Regions from separate parts of the Mus musculus genome. Here regions 1 and 3 are each linked to region 2. Evidence: chromatin loops called from intact Hi-C (ENCODE). Cell type or tissue: heart. All regions are shown on one strand.

The links. A loop is a pair of places that touch in the nucleus more often than their neighbours do. Peaks named below come from ENCODE experiments on the same cell type or tissue, not always from the same donor. Only the 100,000 strongest peaks of a DNase experiment are listed, where the experiment ranks them.
Region 1: a loop joins it to region 2, with 7 times the contacts of the local background. A loop is called at or near these places in 7 of 42 quality-filtered maps.
Region 3: a loop joins it to region 2, with 2.4 times the contacts of the local background. A loop is called at or near these places in 2 of 42 quality-filtered maps.

The regions. Positions count from the first base shown.
Region 1 is chr6:7,981,235-7,986,234 of GRCm38, forward strand. Gm35446 (a long non-coding RNA gene) reads left to right here. Exons shown (of 4, transcript XR_377335.2): 2 at 3,852-4,061. It also overlaps the pseudogene Rnps1-ps. Among named protein-coding and RNA genes, the nearest start is that of Gm35446, 2.9 kb to the left of the region's middle. In heart, a CTCF peak has its summit at 2,602 (motif pointing left); no DNase peak of the experiment used is centred here; H3K4me3 peaks cover 765 bases.
Region 2 is chr6:7,842,115-7,847,114 of GRCm38, forward strand. It overlaps C1galt1 (core 1 synthase, glycoprotein-N-acetylgalactosamine 3-beta-galactosyltransferase, 1), which reads left to right and starts at 3,110. Exons shown (of 4, transcript NM_052993.3): 1 at 3,110-3,280. In heart, a CTCF peak has its summit at 2,404 (motif pointing right); a DNase peak (open chromatin) is centred at 2,587; H3K4me3 peaks cover 2,342 bases; H3K27ac peaks cover 1,979 bases.
Region 3 is chr6:8,257,134-8,262,133 of GRCm38, forward strand. It overlaps Rpa3 (replication protein A3), which reads right to left and starts at 2,008. Exons shown (of 4, transcript NM_026632.4): 1 at 1,867-2,008; 2 at 554-628. The coding sequence starts at 1,965. Umad1 (UMAP1-MVP12 associated (UMA) domain containing 1) reads left to right here and starts at 2,155. Exons shown (of 4, transcript NM_001302354.1): 1 at 2,155-2,360. In heart, no CTCF peak of the experiment used is centred here; a DNase peak (open chromatin) is centred at 2,108; H3K4me3 peaks cover 2,344 bases; H3K27ac peaks cover 1,735 bases.

The DNA.
Region 1 (5,000 bases), 140 kb after region 2:
ACTCTCAGCGTGAAGTGGAATCCCATCCAGAGAGCTGGCCTCAAGAGCTACTGAGTTCTTTCTTTGCAGCTACTCTCACAACCTGTGTTTCAGTAATTAGTGAAGCAACCATGAAGTACTAAGTTTAGGCATCAGACTATAACCTACAAGCATCATGTTTGCAATTTTCCTTTATCCGTTCCGATGACACTGGCTCTTGGCAACATACCGAATCCTTTTATAGTCCAATTTTTACCATTTTTGGAATGAAATTTTGTCTCTGCAAAATTTCACATGTTAAAAGTCATGAACCCCAGCACCTCTGAATGTGGCTGATCAGAAATGGGGCTTATCAAGATGTGAAGTTAGACGAGGACTGAGTTTGATCTCAACAACTCACTTTTTAAAAGGGGGGGGGGGAACGAGGATCCCAGCTTGCCTACCAGCCTAGCCTACTTGGCAAATTCCAGGATGATATTTAAGACAGGGTTTCAAATTTTTAGGTGAAAATTAAAGAGAAAAAGACCTAGCTGCTTAAAGTAGACCAGGAGTGCTTCAGTTAGCTATTGCCACACAAAGGCCTCGGGACTTTATTTTTTTTTTTTTTTTTTTTTGCATTCTAATCCTAGGTTTTATTCAACAGTCCTTTCACTCTACACAAGTACAAACACAACCTTATCTAAAATGCTACAAAGTTATAAAACTCAAAACAAATTTTATAGTACTGACTGTACAATAAAAGCAAAAAGGGGCAATGTACACACTGCCAAGGTTAACCTGCAACATCACCATGAATGGCAGGTGACAACGGGGTGGGGTAGGTTTCATGAGGACCCTGTAGAACTGGCTCACAAATTCTAGAAAGTAACAGAGACACGGGGACAGAAAGGTAACCATTTGTGGAGGAATCCTTCAAAGGTTTTAGCCCTCTAAGTTGAAGCGTACTCAGCAGGGCATGGTCGGCCCAACAGAACAGCATTGTGGTCCTTTGCACAGGTGTGGCACAGCGGGGGCTAGACCAGGCTGTCTGGTTCTGGGTCATCTGTGGAAATCCGTGTGCTGCCATAGGTTCCAGCTGGCTCTGCTACCAGCCTATCAAGAACTGAAGGGATGAACTTTCTAGCCAGAAAACTACAGGGCACCTCTATGGGAGCAGCCGTGAACCAACAGTAGCTCTACAAGCCAGAACCCTTCTGTAGAGGAGATATCTCAACTGCTGTACCCAGTAAGGGATCCTTCTCTACAGACCCTCACTTGGCTAGAGAAAAGGACAAAACAGAGTCTGGGGAACATAAGTTACAGAGGTACGAATCAATGTCCCTGCTTATCGGGAGGAGTTGGAGCTGGATCGGCTCCTGTGGCGGCGGCGGCCAGGAGAGCGAGACCTCCTACGCACAGGGGACCTGCGTCTTGGGGATCGAGACCTTCTCCTCATCCGTGGGGGTGACCTACGCCACATGGGAGGTGGTGGAAGCATCCTCCTAGGAGGGCTGAATCGCCGAGGTGGTGGCCGAGGCCAGGGTGCCAACACAGCAGTAGCAGTGATCTCTTGGCCATCAATTTGTCCTCCATCCATGTGTTTCAGAGCCTTCTCTGCTTCATCGGGATTCTCAAACTCCACATATGCATAGCCTTTGGAGAGGTGAGGATGCATCCTCTCGACAGGCATGTCAATCATTTTGATTTTCCCGTAAGTAGAAAATATTTCCATGATATGATCCTTGGTCACATTCCTGGTGAGCCTCCCAATGTGCACTTTGGTTGGTTTAGGTGAAGGGCTCCGCCTTTTCCTCTCTTTTTCATCTCTTTTAGGTGGTTTGGATTTGGAGCGGGAGCGCCGCCTGTTGTCATGCCTGCGCCGAGAAGGGCTTGGGGAGCCGGAGGAGCTGCTAGAACTGGAGCTCCGGGACATGCTGGAGCTTCCTGAGCGGCTGGATGCAGAGGACGAGCTGGAGCCACTGCTTGAGCCTGTGCTGGTGCTGGAGCCCGAGCTGGAGGTTGAGCTGGACCTAGACCTGGTACTGCTGCTTCCGCTTGAAGCACTGCGTCTCTTCCGAGTCTTATCTCTGCCACGATCCTTCTCACTTGACTCTTTAGTGGCCCCTTTATCTTTAGATCGATCCTTGGACTTCTCATCAGATCGGTCCTTGCGTTTGGTAGGAGAAGGAGCCATCTTCCCAAGGCCGCCACCTCCTCCCGCTCTTCTCAGACCCGGACGCCGGCGCTGCCTCGGGACTTTAAACGAGCACTTCACATTACTAAGATGCGAACTGGATGGTTTGTGAATCCGAACCTTGCTGAATTCAGTCATGCATCTCGGGATTGGCTGAGGACTGAGCGTCTATAAGGACCCTACTTGCAATTTTGAAAATCGATTTTCCATGGATTGAGTCCAACGGGCCAAGTTTCACTCATCACCCCACACACTAATTCATGATGCAATGTTAGGCATTTACAGCAGAGCAGATATATAATGTATATATGTGTATATATATGTATGGGTATATATATTATGTATATATGTGTGTATATATTTAAATCTAAGTCTCTTGAAAAGACCTTTTTCCCCCTTCTCTCCTCCCTCTTGTTCCCCGCCACCGTTCGCTCTGGCGCCACCATGTGGTTGTTGGTATGTGAACTCATGACCTCCGGAAGAGCAGTTAGTGCTCTTAACCGCTGAGCCATCTCACCAGCCCCGAGATCACTTAATTTCTGTAAAACTCTGTCTCCAAAAGAGAAGAAAATGGGTAGAGGACACATAAAGACGACCACTTGAGGTTAGCACTGACTTCTGCCCTCCCTGCACACACCTACATATCTGCACCCACATACATAAAGGGAGAGAAGGCTCCGAAGAAATAAAGCCCGGAGAAAGACTGGCTTGCTAGCCTCTAGAGAAGCCTCAGAAGAAGAAAACCTACGTCTGTTGTCTCTGCAACCGTTCGTATGTTATATACTCCACAGCAGGCACAGGGACCAGCGCACCTGCCCCCCATGCTCATTCTTTCTGATGCATCTTCCATGAGTCACTGCTTTTTCTGCTTCCTCGCTCCTTCAGCTCACTCAGTTCACTGGCCTAGCAAAAATGGAACCTGGGCGAATATAGCTGTGAATCTTGTTCATGTCTGCTTTTGAACTGTGGAATGTGCCTGGGGAATATTTTAACGCATATGATCTGATGTAGCATTAGAGTCTTGTCTCAAATCTCAACCAGGTCTTCTATTTTCTTTACTAGGTTTCCTCTACGCCCCATTCTCCTCCCACTCTTGATAAAGTCTTTTGACTCCCCCAGTTCTTACTCTACTTTCTTCCACAAGTCAGTACACAGCTCTGTTTTCTCCTCACCTTTCCTGCTTTCCACCTTCACAGGAAGCAGGCTCCTGCTTCACCTTCTGTTGCGTAGCCTCTGCTCACCCTTCACTTAGGAAGGGTCACTTTCAAAGATCTCCTCTTTCCCCTGTCTTCAACCTATCCTATACAAACCCCTATCCTATATCACTTAAATATGAGTAAGTCTATCCCATTAAGAACACCGTGACAAATGATCACAGTGACAAACTGCCACCCAAGCTCATATCTTTTATTTTTTAAAGGGGGGGAGCCTTTATTCACCAGGACTGAAAGAGTGCAGAGAGACCGGATGCAATCCCAGGAAGCTCTAGAGGTGAAGAAGAAACCTGTGAGAATCCTACTGTGAGGAGGGAATTCTTTGTAATGGAGAGAGACATAAAAGAAGTCACCTGTGTGGAAGTGGGCAGTAGACTGTTGAAAATGTCATTGTTGAACAACTGGTGCAGACACACCATGACTCTTTCCCCCACAGCCTGCCCCAAGGCACCAGGCACACTAATCACCAATGTTCTGGTTCTTAGAGGCAGGACCTGCTGCTGTGACAATGGAGGGCTGGAGTGAGGGCGCGTTGGTGAATCGCCTGCCAACCCTGAAGCTCTGTGCCACCTCTGAGCACTCAGCACCATTCCTGTGAGCCAGTGACAGGAAGAAACAGCTAGGGCTCACTGTCACGACCAGACTGCAGATGAAAAACAGAAAGTATGCAAACAAGACTGCCAGCTTCTCCCCAGGTAAGCCAAAACCATCTACATGCAGAAAAGAGGCTCTTTCCATGGGGATCAGGCATCCTCAGCAGGAGGGCCCCATACAGGACTGTCTGAGAAAACCACCAATGTTACCCCTGACATCCCTATCATAGGTAAGATACTTCACAGGCTAGCCACCGATCGTCAAGTGCTGGGGGTAGGTAGTAAGTTTTCAGGGAAAGAGAAATCCCAGTGGTGATACATTTAGTTTGTTCCCCTGGAGGAGATACCTTTCCCTGGCTTGCCTCGAGTGTCACGTCTTCAGACAGTGTTCTGAAAACATGTTGCAAACAAAATCCTACAGTTATATATATTTTCAGTCAAGTACAAATATTTTGCTTCAATTCTTCGATTTATGAAGACTTTCTGGACAGACACAGTCTGTTGAAAAGAAGCAGAATTCTAAGGATCTAGTATTTTTTTTGGTAGAACATGATTTTAATATTTTCAACATACAGAATAATTATTTTAAGATATATTTTGTTGTTATGCCTCTCTTTTCATTTCTGATTTTATTAATTTGGATACTGTCTCTGTGCCCTCTAGTTAGTCTGGCTAAGGGCTTATCTATTTTGTTGATTTTTCTCAAAGAACCAGCTCCTGGTTTTGTTGATTCTTTGTATAGTTCTTTTTGTTTCTATTTTGTTAATTTCAGCCCTGAGTTTGATTATTTCCTGCCTTCTACTCCTTTTGGGTGTATTTGCTTCTTTTTGTTCTACAGCTTTCAGGTGTGCTGTCAAGCTGCTAGTGTAAGGTCTCTTCAGTTTCTTTTTGGAGGCACTTAAAGCTCTGAGTTTTCCTCCTACCACTACTTTCTTTGTGTCCCATAAGTTTTGGTATGATGTGTCTTCATTCATTAAACTCTAAAAAGTTTAAACTCTTTCTTTCTTTCTTCCTTGACCAAGTTATCACTGAGTAGGAGTT
Region 2 (5,000 bases):
CTGAGGAAGTAAACAAATAGGATACATAGGCCCGCTGCAAATAATCAGGGCTGTGCTAGAAAGGTCCAAAAGGGTATTATTCAGACAACTAATAGCATCTGTCTTCTTATTCCAAGGAGCTTTGACATGAATTGAAATACTTTTTTGAGACATTAAATACCAGACAGACAACAATACTAGCTGGGATTCATCTATGTTTTAAATAGCACAACCTTGTCAGCTTTGAGCCCCGAATATGAAGTATATTTTCAAAAGCAATCATCTTTTCTAGTTGATAGTACTGAAAAATTAGCTGACATGAGTGTCATTTCTACCTTCAAGGAGATAACTACATGGTTATCAAAGCTAAGTTCATCAAGGAATTGTTTATATCAGTAAGGACTTGGGGTATATCCTTTCATGAGAAAAGAATATGTGTCAAATACATAATTTGTGAACTAGTATGCACTCTTGTGAGATATTTTTTATTTTAGTTTTAGAGAAATGTTTAAAAGAAAACAAGACAGAACTTTTTGATTATTACATTATTTCATCCTATATCTGTACAACTTATCTGCATTTTTGTTTGGCTTACATGCTTTGAATCTGCATATGCATGTATTGTTTTCATAAAACAGTGACTCTTTTAAAAAAAAGAACACCAAAAACCTAAGGAAGGGAGTGGTCATTTGACCAATATTGTTTCTATTTCCATTCCTTTTTGCCTGTGATTTTGCTAAATATGACTATGCCTAAACTTAGAACTTATCCTTGGGGGTGTTTCTTATCTTTGTTAAAATGATGTTATTCTTTAGTCATTATAACTCTTAATAGAGTTCGGGACTCATAGAATTCTGAGGTTGGTTTTATATTTAGAACACTTGGACTTCCAGGCAGTTTTCTTTTACATTTATGCATGGCAATTTTTTTTTTTTTGTCTGTGTGTGGTGGAGTTAAGCCTGAGCAGGAGCTGAGAAAAAGAGAAGGATGGAGCTAAGGATGTCTGGGAGAGAAGTTGGAGGGCCATGGACCAGAGAAAGGGCACTCACCTGTTCTTCTTTTCTGGCCTGTCCTATCAGTTTCTCATTCTTTCCTCAATTTTCTCATCTGAAAAGGAGACCTTTGAATTCAAATCCCTAGCTTTGTTTCAAGTTTTAAACTTCCTTTGGAAGAATTTTTTTTGAGGGGGGGGGATTTATTGGTGCCGTTCAGTAGCTTCCTAAAACTACACACAATGAATTGGTTCATCACCTAGATCCCAGCCTACTATGGTTGGAATGTGGCTTTTCTTCCCCAGACTCTGATCTCGATTATCATGTGTTAGAGGGTGAGGCTAAGTAAAAGTGTTGATTTTGTTAGGACTCTCCCCTTACTTACCGAATGAACGACGATGAACGGCTCAATTCTTTCTTGTGACTAATGGATTAATGAATGAATGGGCTATTCAGTGACTGATATAAAATCGAGTTCGGCTAGGTCTCCAATATGCTTTCTGTTTCCTGCCGTGATATCTGGCTGGTTCACGACTTAATAAACAAAAATCACCACACACAGCTCCTTGTCTACAATCATAACCAGAATATACCTGTTCTTTACAACTTAGCATCTATAATAGTAGAGGCAGAAAGTGGATTCAGATAAAGCTTAAATGTCTTATTCCAAAACCCTCACTTTTAATAGCTATGCTGTGGTGTGCTCAGAACTGCATAGTTTGAACATTTATCAAGCAGGGCACAGTGTTTCCATCCGGGGGCCTGGCCTTGCAGATGATGGTTAAGGTCTCTAGATCTTACTTCCACTCCCTGCTGCCTCACCAGGTGGCAACCCACTTCCGTTGCTGCCACAAAGATAGCTTCTTGGTACACAGGACCTTTGCCAAAGCAGAGCAGACGAGTTTGTAAAACTCTCTCTCTCTCTCTTTTTTTTTTTTTTTTTTTTTTGGTTTTTCAAGACAGGGTTTCTCTGTATAGCCCTGGCTGTCCCGGAACTCACTTATTAGACCAGGCTGGCCTCCAACTCCCGAGTGCTAGGCGTGCACCACCACTCCCCGCTGAGTTTGTAAAACTCTTAAGTATTTGCCATAGCAGAACAGAAGTAAAATGCCATTACACACATTCCTCCAAGAGGCTTTCTGTCCGTTGTCACTATATGAGTTCTCTGTTCTTCTGAGGCACACATCTGGTTACAGAGCACTCTTCATTATGCCAAATCTCTTGTTATTAAGGATAGAGGAATGCTGTGAAAGGAAAAGAGGCAAAAAAAAAGGGGGGGGGGGCTAAGATTGGGTTAGAGGTCAGCGTGACGTTGAGGTTTGTTCCACAGACAACAGTTTAAAAGGCAGTTCTTTACTTGTACTCCCTGCTAATTTCGCTTTCTGCTTTCCTGAGAGAATTAGAACACTCAACCTCACCAGAAGGGGGCTAAAAAAACCCTGAGCTCGGGGAAGCCGGGACTTCCCAGCCCACTCCGCAGGAGGGCGGGGCAAACACCCGGCGGCCAATCCCCGCATCCGCAGGTCGCGGTGTCCCCGCCCACTCTGCCCAGGCCCCGCCCTTCCCCGGGGCTGCTGCTGCTGCTGCAGCTGCTGCAGCCGGGACGTCAGCATCTCCGAGACCCCTGGGTGGCGGCTGCGCAGTAGGCGGGCCGTGGTCCAGGCCGCGCGGTCGGGAGGGGCGGAGCGAGCGGCGGGAGCGAGCGGCAGGAGCGCGCGCCGGGCCCGCCTCGGCCGCCGCCGCCGCCGCCGCCGCCGGGAGATGATCTGGGCGGCCGCGGGCGGCCCAGGCTAGCGGCCCCTGCCCGTGCTGCGGCGGGCCAGGGCAGCGAAGGTCGCGGGTGGGGGGTCGTCCTCCTCCCCGCCTCCGGGAGGGGCGAGAGGGAGCCGGGGCTGATGTCAGGGACGGCGGGCGGAGGCGCCCGAGGGCTGCGGGTCCAGGGGCTCGGCTGCCGGCGGCAGGGCGACTGAGGGTTCGGGAACGCCGCCCGGGTCCGCGTCCCCGTCCGCGCCGGCGCGGCCAAACAGGTGTCTCGGGCGGCGGGCGAGCGGCCACCCTCGCGCTCTCCGCGGCCCGGCGTGTCCGGCCCGAGGCGCCCGGGGCGGGCCAGCGCCGAGCGGTCCTGCCCGCCGCCCCGCCCCGGGCCTCCGCGCGCCCGGCGCCCGCCAGCTGTGTGCACTCAGGTGCGGGCACCTTCCGGCCGCAACAGTCCCGAGTGCCCGCCGCCGTTGGACCGTCAGCTTTGTCTGGAGCTGGTCGGTTATGGTTGGAACTTTCCCTGCCCTTCGTTGACTGAGTGAACCAGCCAGGTGTGTTGGGGGCTTGCTACGCGCAGGATTTAAAAAAAAAATGTTTTTTGTTTTTTCTTTTTCCTTTGGTAACAAAGTGTGATGGCTTTCCTAGATGTTGGCTAGTTAAACAAAGTGCTTTGACTTTAGATAGATACTCTTCTAAATTAACTAATTTAAGAGTGAGGATCGGGGATTAATGCTTTTGAGCTCTGTCCACACTTCTTACTAGTGGCGTGGGACTTAGAATATTCTAAGATCCCTTACTTCCTGGAAAAAAAATTTTTTTTTTCCAATCTAGATCTTTGTATTCACGGTATTTCCTTTTAGTACATACTGTCAAAAGATGTATTCTGAGTTAAAAAGTTACAAAGTTAGAACTTCAGTGCTTCAGACTGAGTAGGCAACGCGGAAGGGACAGAAGTTTGGTAATTTGCAGGAAGTTGAGGATAGACCACAGATAGCTCAGCCTGGTGCCAAGAAAAAAATGCTGTGCACACTACAAGTTGTTTGATTCTGGTGGAAGTTTGGATTTGGAAGTGGAAACTTGAGTTTTTAGAAGGTATTTATAAACGGTACAATTTTCCAGTTCCTTATCAGATAAATGTCAGACGAGCCTTGTGCACACGATATTGTGTGCTCTAAGCATTGTATAGCATTTCTGCCAGCTGTAGTATATATTTTTGTCCAGTTTAAATGAATATAAGGTTTGAAGTTACCAAACAGTTAACTCTTTTCACCATATGTTCAGTAAAACTGACTTAGGAAGGCAAGTATGACTCACTGAAAAGTCAGCATTAGTGGACAACTAACTTTAGTGTTTCAGATTTTCTTGAAATTTATGTTTTCCTCTATCTTTTTACTCAGGACTCAGCAGTTTACAAATGCTTTGTGGTCATTTCCCACTTAAACTCCCTCTCCCTACATTGTGCTCTTAAAAAAAAAATCAGCCTACAGTTGTGGATAACTTTAATATCAAGCAGTTTAAAAGTACATATAATGAGTTAATGTTTGGCTAATTGTATTCAAAAGTATGTGCTGTATATTGCTTGTGTGTTGATTTTGCTGAAATGAAAATTGTGTTATTCAGCTTAACTATAAACTCATGATAATATAAAGTCAAATCTTTGGTGAAAGTAGTGGTTGGAATTTTGTTGCAATTTATTTATGAATCAAATGTGAATTGAAATTGTTACCTTAATGCTCCTGTTTACCTATTACATTCAAAAGTTGGCTTTTCGGTACAGATATTTTAAAAGGACTTTGAGATTTTAACAACTAGCTTGAAATAAAAGAAAGATACATGTTTTTAATTACCAAATCTGGTGGGACTAAGGTCTTTTTAAAAATTAAAAATTTAAATTAACATGCCAAGTGGTGAGATTCATATATACGTTGGTCATTATACTTTGGTTTTATTCGCTTAAAGAAAACAAGACTTGCTGCATAAAATGTGAAGTTGGCCTTTTATCTTTCAATCCAATAAGAAACAAATGATAAAGTGTACTTAATTTTTTGCATATAATTGAAATGTCACTCCCCACCTGGTGTTGGGGGTGGGGCGGTGTAAGTCACTCAGCTGCAACTGTTTTTTTTTTTTTTTTTCCTGTTAGGTGTGAAACAGGAAGCTGTTCTTTATGAATCAGGGAGTCCCATTTGAAGGTGGAGACACCAAACAGAAACTTAAAACAAATTATCTTGCACCTGCAGTATGAAGTGTAGTAAGGGCCTGGGGAGGCAG
Region 3 (5,000 bases), 420 kb after region 2:
ACTGTGGATAAATCTTACATGTTCTATATCAAGTAACCAAATAGTATATGGATTTGTCGGCATAAAATATCAAAGATGTTTTAAGCACATTAAACATAAAACTTTAAAAAATTTAGAAATATAAAAATATGCATGAATATATATATATATATATATATATATATATATATATATATGAAAATTAAACATAGAAAATAAAACTGACTAGCAATGCCACTTAGTATGAAGCAGGAGGAACACACCTGGGGCCAGCTCTTGAAGGCCAGGCTTGTGATTATGGAAGAAGCAGTTTAAAAAATTTTTCACATGTATTTTTTGGATTTTTTTTTTAAGGAATAAAAATTGTTATCCAACCAATACTTAAGGGACACTTTCAGAAATGTTGGAGCCCTAAGAATCACTAAAGTTTAGAAATGGAAATAAGACAAAATATGAGAGCATGAATTTGATTTTTAAAGTTATACAAGTGTAATCTTCACATTTCCACCCCCAAATCAGAAATAATAAGAAACCCCAAAAAATTAAATATGAGAGCATATCACTTAAAACATACTGGCTCCATCAATTCAATGGTTCCATTTTTTCCTTCTCCATCTGAAAGAATAAACATTTTTCCAGTGGGATGAATCTAAAAAAGGAAATCAAGACAAAAAGCCATAGATTTAGAAAACAGAATCTACAGAAATGAATATTTAAAAGATTCCCTGAAGTTTCATTTGGTTGAATATAAAGTAATAGGGGTTTTGGACAGTTTATTTGGTTCAAGTTATAATCTTATTACCTGATCAGATGATTGTAAGCCCAGTTAATTTTGAATTTCTAATAAACAACAAATATTTGCTTAGTGTTTTGTGTGGTTTCTTTTATTTGCAAAAGACACTTGGTACACTAAAACTAAACGAGGCTTTCACTGTCTAATGAAATTCTGCCAACATTCTTGATTTAGTACATCTCACAGAATACCTTCTTTTTGAGGGGTTGTTTGTTTGTTTGTTTTCGAGACAGGGTTTCTCAGTATAGCCCTGGCTGTCCTGGAACTCACTCTGTAGACCAGGCTGGGCTCGAACTCAGAAATTCACCTGCCTCTGCCTCCCGAGTGCTGGGATTAAAGGCGTGCGCCACCACCGCCCGGCTCAGAATACTTTCTTTTAAAATTAAGAACGATGATCTAAAAGAACTGGTTGCCAGATCTGAGGAAGACTTCCCTTGAAACTGAGCTCTGCCACTCGATGTGAGGTTTGAGCAGCTCAGTCAGCCTACCTGTTTAGTTAGAAATTCTTTTCCCTTAGAAAATGTGTGAATGAAATGACCTAGCAGGTAAGTCCTTACAGAGGATTTTCTTTCCCTCGGCACTCTCAATTTCTGGGCCTTTGGGCTTAATTTTTACCTATAGGAAGGACGAGGCTGCAATCTAAGACTGGGCTAGATACAAGGTATCTATAGAATATGGGAGGGGCTATCAAGAAATGTTTCATAGGGAGACGACTGCAAAGTAGAAAAACTAGGCCCATAAATAGAGACGGCTGCAAAAGACAGGGAAGCAAGAAGCTAAGTCTGGCTAAAACAAAAACTCGAACAACAGACAGAGGAGCCAGGTTTGTAAATACCTTCCTGGTAAATAAAGAAAGGGGGCGCGGAGCGCTTGGATCTAAAAGGTCATTCCAAACAGTTTTGGGGACATAAAAGAAGCGGCACCAAAATGTTGCTGCAATGGCTTAGCAGTTTCCACAAGCTCTTCTTGTGAAAACTACAGCAAGCTGGAGGGCAATGCTGCTTAAAGGTGACCTGCTCCCAGCCTCAGCTCCCGACCCCGCAGTCCTTCCCGAGTGGCCGTGGTCCCGTCCTCTCGCCCGAACCCGCATGCACCTTTTCCAGCTTCCCCACGAAGCACACGGGCCGGTCGATATACTGTGGTAACATGCTGGCGTTGACGCGCGCTTTGGGGAGCTGCATTATGTCCTCCATGATTCTGCCGCCAACACTCGCAACCCGCAGGAAAGCAGAAAATGATTGACGCCCAGCGGGCGGCCGCGCCAACCCGGGCAGATTTCCCGAACACCAATCAGAGGAGACGTACGCTCCAGACCCACCAATCAAATCCACGGGAGCATCTGGTTCGCTCGCACCGGGCTGGCGGAGGGGCTCAAGGCTTCCGGAAGTACTGGTAGACTGCCTAGTGACGCGCGGCGTTCCGGAAGTCACTGGGGCCGAAACCCGGCGGGCAGTGGAGGCGGGACTTAGAGGGGCGGGGGCTGAGGCCTGGGACCCGGGATCTGGAGCGGCCGAACGTCGACTTGACCCCGGAAGTAAGCTGAAGGACCGTGGTGGGTGGCGAGCTGCGGGCTGCGGCGGAGTCTCAGGTAGCTTTCTTGCGGGAGGTGTCTGGATCTCCGCGCCTCTCTCCTCCCGAGGGCTGAACCGTCGGGGTGGTGGGCGGAGTCGGGCTCCTGGTCCCGGAATGCCGCGGTGCGGGCACTGACAGTTGCCAGCTTTTGCGCGGGTGGCGCGGGTGCGTGCCTAACCTGGGGTTTGGGGTTTTTATTTTTGAGCCAGTTCTACCTGTAGAGAACCATCGTCAGTCTTTACCCCTCCCTCAGGAGGTTGTTGCTAGGAGACGTTGTGTAACGGACCTGCCTGCTTTACCCACTGGCAGCAAGAGGTGCTGCCCCTCTCTTTACCTTGGACCTTTTGCTAGCCTTGGCGGTGTGGAGGTGTCCATTTCCTCACCTCCTGGGTGCTGGCGTGCATTGGGGCTCCGGTAGAGGAGGACCCCCGGGAAGGACTAGAGATGACAGGCTTCACCAGCTGTTGGACCCAAGCTAGTGCTCCTCCACTGGCGTCACATTTTCTCTTTCTGCAAATGAGGGGTTGACTGCTTTGTAAGGTGCTAGATAACTCTAATTTTGGGTTGTAATACTATATCTAGTTCCCCGAAGTACTCAGAGCTGGCTGTCTGAAAGACAGTTTATTCCAAGATTTGAAGAAAATTGTCGGATGTGTTTCTGGTTCAGAAAATGACTGGATGCTGGTGGCTGTTGATTTTAGTAATTTCACCAGCAAGGGATTGGTACTGAGAAATTTCAAAATGAACGCACATAAAAATACCTTCAAAAGAGGTTGCAGAAATTAAAACATAATTTTAATTGCGTCTCATAATTATGTGGAACAGTGTCTGGATTTTTCTAAAGCCAAAGACTTATTAACCTTCAAATTCAGGGCTAATAACTCAGTTCCAATAATTCAGTTCCAATGTAGCCTGCTGTTGCTGCCTTAAGTAATAAAATACAAAGATCTGGTTCCATCTATTTAAGAGTGAAATCCAATCTCCCCTATTTAAACGATTGTTAGCTCTCCTTAGTGTTCATGTGACATTTAATATGTGTGTCTTAATTCTGTTGTGATTAAAACAAGTTTAAAATTTTTTTCCTTAGTTGTGGGCTGCATTTCCTTTGGGTGCTGGCAAGTCGGTATTGAGGCATTCATGATATAGCACTGCGTTTTCTACCCTGGTGCATAGCACCCTTTTAGTTCAGTGAAAAGTAACCAGCAAGAAGTAAGTTCCCAGTTCAGGTCTAGTTTGCTTTATCTGTGTGCTGCAAGCAAATGGTACCCTGTCTCCAGACATAGGTTCTTACCATCTAGTTGTGGTGGACAGCTCGGAGCATTGTAGAAAATCGTGTTGTTTGTGTGCCTTTGGGTCATCCTTCTCAAGAACTCTAGGGAGGTATATCACAGCCTTTCAGCCCTGAGATTTTTGTTTAGTAGCTCATGCCTTTAGGGGAAGCATTCTTTTCCCATGCAGGGTATTCCCATTTAAATTTCCTTTTAAAACCAGTTAAACTTTTCAATTAGCTTACAAAGTAGTAGGTTTTCCTGAGACCTCTTTATACATCCTTAGTCTTGGTTAGCCCAACCTCGTGTTCCCATCTCCACTTAAGCCTTTCACCCCCCAGTATTCTCCTCCAATGAACTACTTTTATAGCTCACATGTTCTACTATCTCTTACACTCCTTGAAATTTCTCTGTAGCCATCTTTGGCCTTTTGTAGCTTCCTGACCTCTAAAGATACCACAAATGTAAGCACACAAATCTAAAACCTTAAAACTAGGATCCATATGTGAGAGAGGACACAATGTTTGTCTTCCTTGGCCTGGGTTACCTCATTCACTATAATAATATTTTCCAGCCCCTTTATTTTTTTTGTAAAATTCATAATCTCATTTTTTTCTGTATAGCTGAATACAACTCCATTGTGTATATGTATTGTGTATATGTATATGTATTGTGTATATGTGTACGTATATGTATACATATTTGTTCATTGGTAGCTGGACATTCGGGATGATTCCATTTCCGAGCTATTGTCAATAGAGCAGCCATGAACATGGATCTCAGAGCATCTCTATAAAAGAATACTGAGTACTGTAAATGTAAGCCCAGGAGTGGTATGGCTAAGTCATATGGGAGTTTTCTTTTCAGCCTTCTACGAGACCTATACAGTGACTGCCAGTCTTACTGATTTTTCTGCCAAACCTAGCTTGTGTAGAAAAGGTTTATTTGGCTTCTATATCCCGAATCATAGTCCGTTGAGGGAAGCCAAGGCAGAAACTCAAACTGTGCTTCTAGAAGTCAGAGCTGATACAGAAGCCATGGAGGCTGACTGGCTTGCTCCAGAGTTAGGGTTAGGGTTAGGGTTTGATAACTTAAAATTATAGATTCATGTTTTGTGGAACTTTTTATTGTTGATTTCTGTGGTTTGGTTTCAGGCTGTGTTTCTCAAGAAAAGATTTGTTTCCTTGCTTGCACAATGTTTGGCCCCAGGCTTTGTGCCTCTTCACTGTGGGACATAGTTAATTAAAACCCAGGATCCATCGGGAGTATCCATCGGAAGTCAGTACTGGCCATGAAAAAGATACTCGTTGTTACTACTTGGATATTTCCCCCATAGATTTTTAGCCTTTCCTTCTTTCTGGACTCAGTAAAATTTCCTTATCTCTTAA